2 separate regions of the Mus musculus genome follow, and region 1 is linked to region 2. Evidence: chromatin loops called from intact Hi-C (ENCODE). Cell type or tissue: heart. All regions are shown on one strand. Each heading gives the region's core, and the rest is flanking DNA. Links, peaks and the distances in the headings are about the cores only.

The links. Hi-C counts contacts between places; a loop is a spot of excess contacts. Peaks named below come from ENCODE experiments on the same cell type or tissue, not always from the same donor. Only the 100,000 strongest peaks of a DNase experiment are listed, where the experiment ranks them.
Region 1: it touches region 2 in a loop (2.5-fold over the local background); 9 of 42 quality-filtered maps call a loop at or near these places.

The regions. Positions count from the first base shown.
Region 1 is chr3:129,900,297-129,903,205 of GRCm38, reverse strand. Casp6 (caspase 6) reads right to left here and starts at 1,791. Exons shown (of 7, transcript NM_009811.4): 1 at 1,700-1,791. Gm46825 (a long non-coding RNA gene) reads left to right here and starts at 1,775. Exons shown (of 3, transcript XR_001783989.2): 1 at 1,775-1,889. In heart, for the core only: no CTCF peak of the experiment used is centred there; a DNase peak (open chromatin) is centred at 1,785; H3K4me3 peaks cover 1,871 bases; H3K27ac peaks cover 1,624 bases.
Region 2 is chr3:130,708,396-130,711,304 of GRCm38, reverse strand. It overlaps Ostc (oligosaccharyltransferase complex subunit (non-catalytic)), which reads left to right and starts at 1,861. Exons shown (of 4, transcript NM_025509.3): 1 at 1,861-2,068. The coding sequence starts at 1,930. In heart, for the core only: no CTCF peak of the experiment used is centred there; DNase peaks (open chromatin) are centred at 1,594 and 1,894; H3K4me3 peaks cover 1,791 bases; H3K27ac peaks cover 1,668 bases.

The DNA of each region.
Region 1 (2,909 bases), core at 310-2,809, 810 kb after region 2:
CTGGCTTGCTCAGCCTGCTTTCTTTTAGAGAGAACCCTGGACCACAAGCCCAGTGATGGCCGAACCACAGTGGGCTGGGCCCTCCCACACTGATCACTAACTAAGAGAAAGCCTTACAGGCTTGCCTACAGCCTGATCTTATTGGGCACTTTCTTAACTGAGGCTCCCTCTTCCCAGATGACTTTAGTTTGTGTCAAGTTGACATAAGACTACCCAGCACAACACGGATGCAGGCTTCTCAAGAGAGTCTTGCCTTAGCAAGGGTTCAAAAGCAACGTACCCCAGACTGGCCTCAAATTCACATTCCTTTTGCCGCAGTCTTCAGAGCCTGGCTCACAGCAAAGCAGCTTCAAAGCGTATATGGCACAGCATTTCCCCAAGAGCTGTTCTGTGTTATCTACGCTGACCTTGAACCTGAGACTTTCCGGCCTTGGCCTCTTTTGTAGCAGAGATTAAGATAGCCTATAGGAGGGTTAGAAATGTGTGGTCTCCTCTGTTCTGGTTCTCAAAACTGTACACAGCATTAATCGTCAGTCTTGGCCATGTCTCACTTCTCCTTTACTGTTCGACCCTACAGTAAGCATGGCCTCTGAGCTCCTTAGTTTAATTTGTATAAAATCACTCACCTCTTTTTCTCTTTATGGTACCCTCCAGATAAAGCTATCAGCCACTGTAATTGATTGCATGGGACGGTAGATACTTTATCTTACTACTTCCAAAGCTCAAGAACACAGAACAGGGCCAGTCCTGCCTAAGGTCGGAACCGAAAGCCCGGCACTGGTGGATTACAAAGTCTGTACTACATGTCACCAGGCATTCCACTAAAGGTCACTTTCCAAACTAGTGACCTTCATGAGAATCTACCCATATTCCCTGTCAACCATCTACTTAATAACCTGTAAGAAGTAACTCACCTCCCTAGAACATACTCTGGAAAGGGCACATACACATAGAACTGAACAGGAGAGGAAAGGAATCAAACAAAAGGGTGAGCGGCACGGTGCCCTCCCCCAACCTGGCTTCCCACCCCTCACTACTCATCCCTAAACTGGAGATGACCACTAGACCCTGTGTGTCCAATAGGACCACTCCTGGTAGGACCATGGGGACTTTTACAGTTTTCCTCTGGAATAAGGACAGAAGTTCTGAAATAAAGGCCGTCTCTGATAGACCTTAAAGATTTTTCAGGCTTGACGTCGGTTTTGATAGGCGACAGGAAGCCTGTTCTGAGGGAAGCAAGAACTAGCAGTTTATCACTGTGTGGAGAAAAGTTATTTGGGGCTAACGCGTAGACAGCAACAGGTTTGCTGGCTGCAGAAGACACTGTGGCGGAGGTGCTCGCCCAGGTCTGGCCTTGGTTAGGGGTCTTGAGCCCGGTTACCGCAGGCCTGTGCCCCAAGCCTTGGTCCGCCTCCTCTTCCCACTTTTCAGACAGACGCGAGCAACAAAAACAGGATTCAACTTGCAGAGCCAAGTTCTCCACTACACAGTGCAAGCGCCGCCCTCTAAAGTTTAAACAGCCGGGAAGCAGCGGACGTGAGGACAAAAGCGCTCGGCGGGGTTAGCCTGAGCAAAATACCGCTGCTACGTCCTTCACTGCACAGCGCCGCAAGCCCACTTCTGTCAGTCCTAGCAGTCCCCGGAGGCCACCACCCTTCTCTGCCCCGTGCCCCACGCACGCACGGGTGTCCGCACTTACCTGCCCGCGAGCTCCCACCGGTGTCCTAGCCCTGAGGCCTCCGCTCGTCCACCCGTTTCCTGCCAGCCCCGCCCCGCCTCCTGCCCCGCCCCAGGATCCGCCTCTGCCTCCCCAAGCAACTGGGCCCTTTGTCACCCAGGCAACGCCAGGACGCCACTGCGTCTTCCTCCTGCACAGAGCCTGGCTGTGTGTAAGCATATGTGTATGTGTAAGTGTTGGGGAAGAGGGCACTGCCCGGGGAGCAAGTAGGGCAACTTCACGTCCAGGGTGGTGAACTCAGTGTTGCCGTCCCCGCCCGACAATCGCTCTTCGCCACTTCATCTAGTGCTCAGTTTAGTGTAGAGAGCTTACTCTACAGTCAGAGGGCTTTTTTCCTCATGTTTTTGTTGTTGTTGTTGCTGCTGCTGTTTGGACAGGGCTTTAGACAAAACAAAACGGAGGCAACTCCTGGACTTTCTTCCCACCCCCCAACCCCCTCTCCTCCCTCCTTCCTTCCCTGAGTCTCCTGTAGCTGAGGTCCTGACCTTGATCCTTCAGCCCCCACACTCAGTGCTGTGATAACTGTCTTTGTGCCACTGCACCCAGGACTCTCGCATGCTAGCCTAGCACTCTACCAATTCCTGGATGTTTAAGTCTGGCTTATAAAAGTAGGGGTAGTTTGGCAGTGCATGCATAAATTCTAAGAACGACAGTCTATCTGTAGGTGATGGTGACCATGGCCTTTCCTGTCATATTGTGCCTACTGTGTGCCACCTTGTCATTTAAAAGCAAGCAACTATAGATGATAAAAATTATGTTAAGGTGTTACCAGCTGACTGAGGAGTCTTTTATTACACTACTTAATCATGCGTATATGTGTAGGAAGTGTGTGTGTGTGCATGTGTGTAGGAAGTGTGTGTGTGTGCATGTGTGTACATAAGGGAGGTTCTTTAACAGGGCAGGGCGGGCTCACACATGCGTAGTCTCATGCCTGCTGCAGCAGGCTTTGGGCATCTGCAGGTATCTTTGCACAGCCTTTGGCCTTCACTAGTCTCAATGTCACCATTTCTATTAAAATAAGACAGTGGAAGTCTTGCTGTGTCTTGCTTACTGAATAAACCTTTTTCCTTGCCCCGAAAACATGTCCGAAATTAATTGGGCCCCTCTTGATGGCAAGTAAAGAGGGTTAGGCTTAGTAATATTCAATTGTCTTAATAATGATTTTCTCTGT
Region 2 (2,909 bases), core at 191-2,690:
TACATACAAACGTTGTTCGTATGTAATTGGTAGTATTTTGGAAAAGGCATAGTCTACAGTTTTATCACACACACGTTTGTTTTTATGTTCCTTTAGACTTTCGTCAGTGCACGATGCCTGAAAAATGCACACATGAATGAGTCAGTTCTCCACGGGCCTCTTTTTCACTCCCGCTATTCTTCATTTCAGACCTGCCCTGAGCATCTCTCCATTTCAGGAAAAATGAACTTCTTTGGCATCACATGTGCTGGTTCCCCAGTATCTCACTATATTGATGCTTCACCAGATATTTATTTAATCTACCCATTTTCAATTTAGTATTTTAAAGTTTTAGAAATAATGACCGTAGTTTAAAAAAAATACTGTCTCTTAAAACTAATGATGTTTCTTCTAATTAAAAACGTTTCAGAGTTTTAACTCAGCCTAGCATATTTGTAGCACTAATTTTGATCCTGGCACCTTTTTAAAAAAGAGAGAGAGAGAAAAAAAAGAAAACCAAAATAATTATGCAGTGAGAAGGATCTGGGCAATGTTACTCCAGCTTTTTATTTATTTATTTTTTTAATGGTTTTTTGAGACAGGGTTTCTCTGTATAGCCTCAGCTGTCCTGGAACTCACTCTGTAGACCAGGCTGTCCTCAAACTCAGAAATCTGTCTGCCTCTGCCTCCCAAGTGCTGGGATTAAAGGTGTGTGCCACCACTGCCCGGCGGTACTCCAGCTTTGTGAGTTAATGAAATACAAGCATGGTATGACACAGCTTGACATGATATCCATATTGTATGTTTTTGAAAAAAAATATATTCATCGCCAGTTCACACTTCATATTTCTGTTGCTTATAGTAAAACTAACAGTAGATGATTTTAGTTCCTTAACTCCTGCTGTGGCTCAAATTTTAAAATCTGAATGGTCCAAGCCACTAACATTTCTACCCCCATTGGCTTGTTATGTTGCTTAAGCTTTTTATCATAGGATACGGGAACGATAAGAGGCACTGCAGCGGAGCTTCTGTATTCCAAAAACATTTCCCCCCTCCTTGCTGTTTTATAATAGCCCGTTATTTCCTTGATTGATCAGGATTACTGTCTCTAGCTAGTAAAGTCCTTTCTTATTTACATTTGATACCTTGGCAGGAAGACACCTGAAGTAGCCAGGTGGCAGGATTTTCCGTTCCAATTTTAGTATTTATGGTGCTGAAGCCGGCGCCCTACTAAGCAGGTAATTAAGGTGAGAAACCAGAATGACTTCAAGATTTTTGGCCTGGGTGATTTTTACTAACTCAGGCGTGACTGAAAATGGTTTAAAGTAATATTTGTTCTGTCACAGTTTGTGGTTGACATGGACTGTGTGGGTTTTATTCATTTATTATTATTATTTTTTATAAAGCCCATACTACTTTGGCAATTACTGCCAATTAGCGTCGCTATACAGCATGAAGAAAAAGCTCAGCGAATTAGAGCTTTTTAAAGCCCCGAGGGGAGACCTCCAATACTAAAAGGGAGCACACATCTAAACTTTCATTCATCCTCCAGCTCTATGAACTTAAGAGTTTCCAGCAGCCAATCAGCTCTCAAGTAGGTGGCGTCAGCAAGTGGGCGGGGCAGTGGGGATGCTAATCTCTCCGCTTCTGTGGCTTGGCCACGTAGGACGCCTTGCAGGTCCTGGAAGGTATATAATAAACAATGATCTCTCAGTAAGAAAAAAGCTTCTAACCCACACTCAAGCCTAAAAACGACCATTATTATTTATTTTTAAATATGTATATTATTTATCAGGTTAGTGCAATTTCTTTCTTTCTACAGTGAATATCTTGTCTCCTTCTGACTTCTACAGACCTGTGGTCCTCGGCTTACGCATGCGCAGTAGGCGGGCGTGTTTCCGGGCGGTGCGGGAGGCTGGAGGCCAGAGGGCTGGCCCTACCGCCGGGGACATGGAGACTCTGTACCGAGTCCCATTCTTAGTGCTCGAATGCCCCAACCTGAAGCTGAAGAAACCGCCCTGGGTGCACATGCCGTCGGCTATGACGGTGTACGCCCTGGTAGTGGTATCTTACTTCCTCATTACCGGAGGTAACTCGGCCGTGATGGGTCGGGTGGGCGCGCAGGCTGCTCGCTCCGGAGGCGCGTGGCCCCCGAGCCGGGCCCCGTAGGCTCACGCCTTTCACTGGAAAGAGATGGTCTCCTCTCTGCCCGCTTTTTCCTTCGAGCGCTGAGTTGGATATAATTGTCAAGTCCAGCTAGTTGTTATTTCTTGCTGTGCATTGTTTGACCAGGGTCTTGGGAACATCATTTTTGAATCACTGTGTTTCCTTGGTTGGTCGAGAGAGTGTGGGACTTTTATTAAACTAATCGTGAGGACCCTGAAATCGTGGAAGAGATCTGATAACCTTTGAGTTTGTTAGTTCAGACCCCAGGGGCTTGGATTGCTTTATGTCAAATCACAGGAATGAGAAGGGAACTTACCGAAGCCACGGTTTTTTTGAGAAATACGTGAGATTGGAATTGAGGCTTGCAAAAAGATGGTGTATCTCAGAGGGCAGAAAATGGGACTCAGAAAATAGAAGGGAAGCAGTGCTTTTTAGATATCTGTCACCAAATCCCTTAAGTGGAAAATGCAGAGGGGTGTGGCTTTGCCTATTGGTGAGTTGGCAGTCCGTCTGCAGGCTCTAGAGCACCCTTTGGAGCGACAGTTCCAGGATGTATCCAGGACTGGGCTTCAGGAATTTAGGAAGTAGTGTACTACTTAATTCAGAAAATTAAAAAGATTTTTGGTTAGCAAAAGTGGTTCAACTTTTTTTAGGGTGTGTGTAGACATATTGCTATTGCTTAACTGCTTTCTGAGGCTACTTGGCATATTTGAAGAGGTAGAAGACAGTATTTAACTGTAGAGTTGGCATTCTACGGAGTGCAC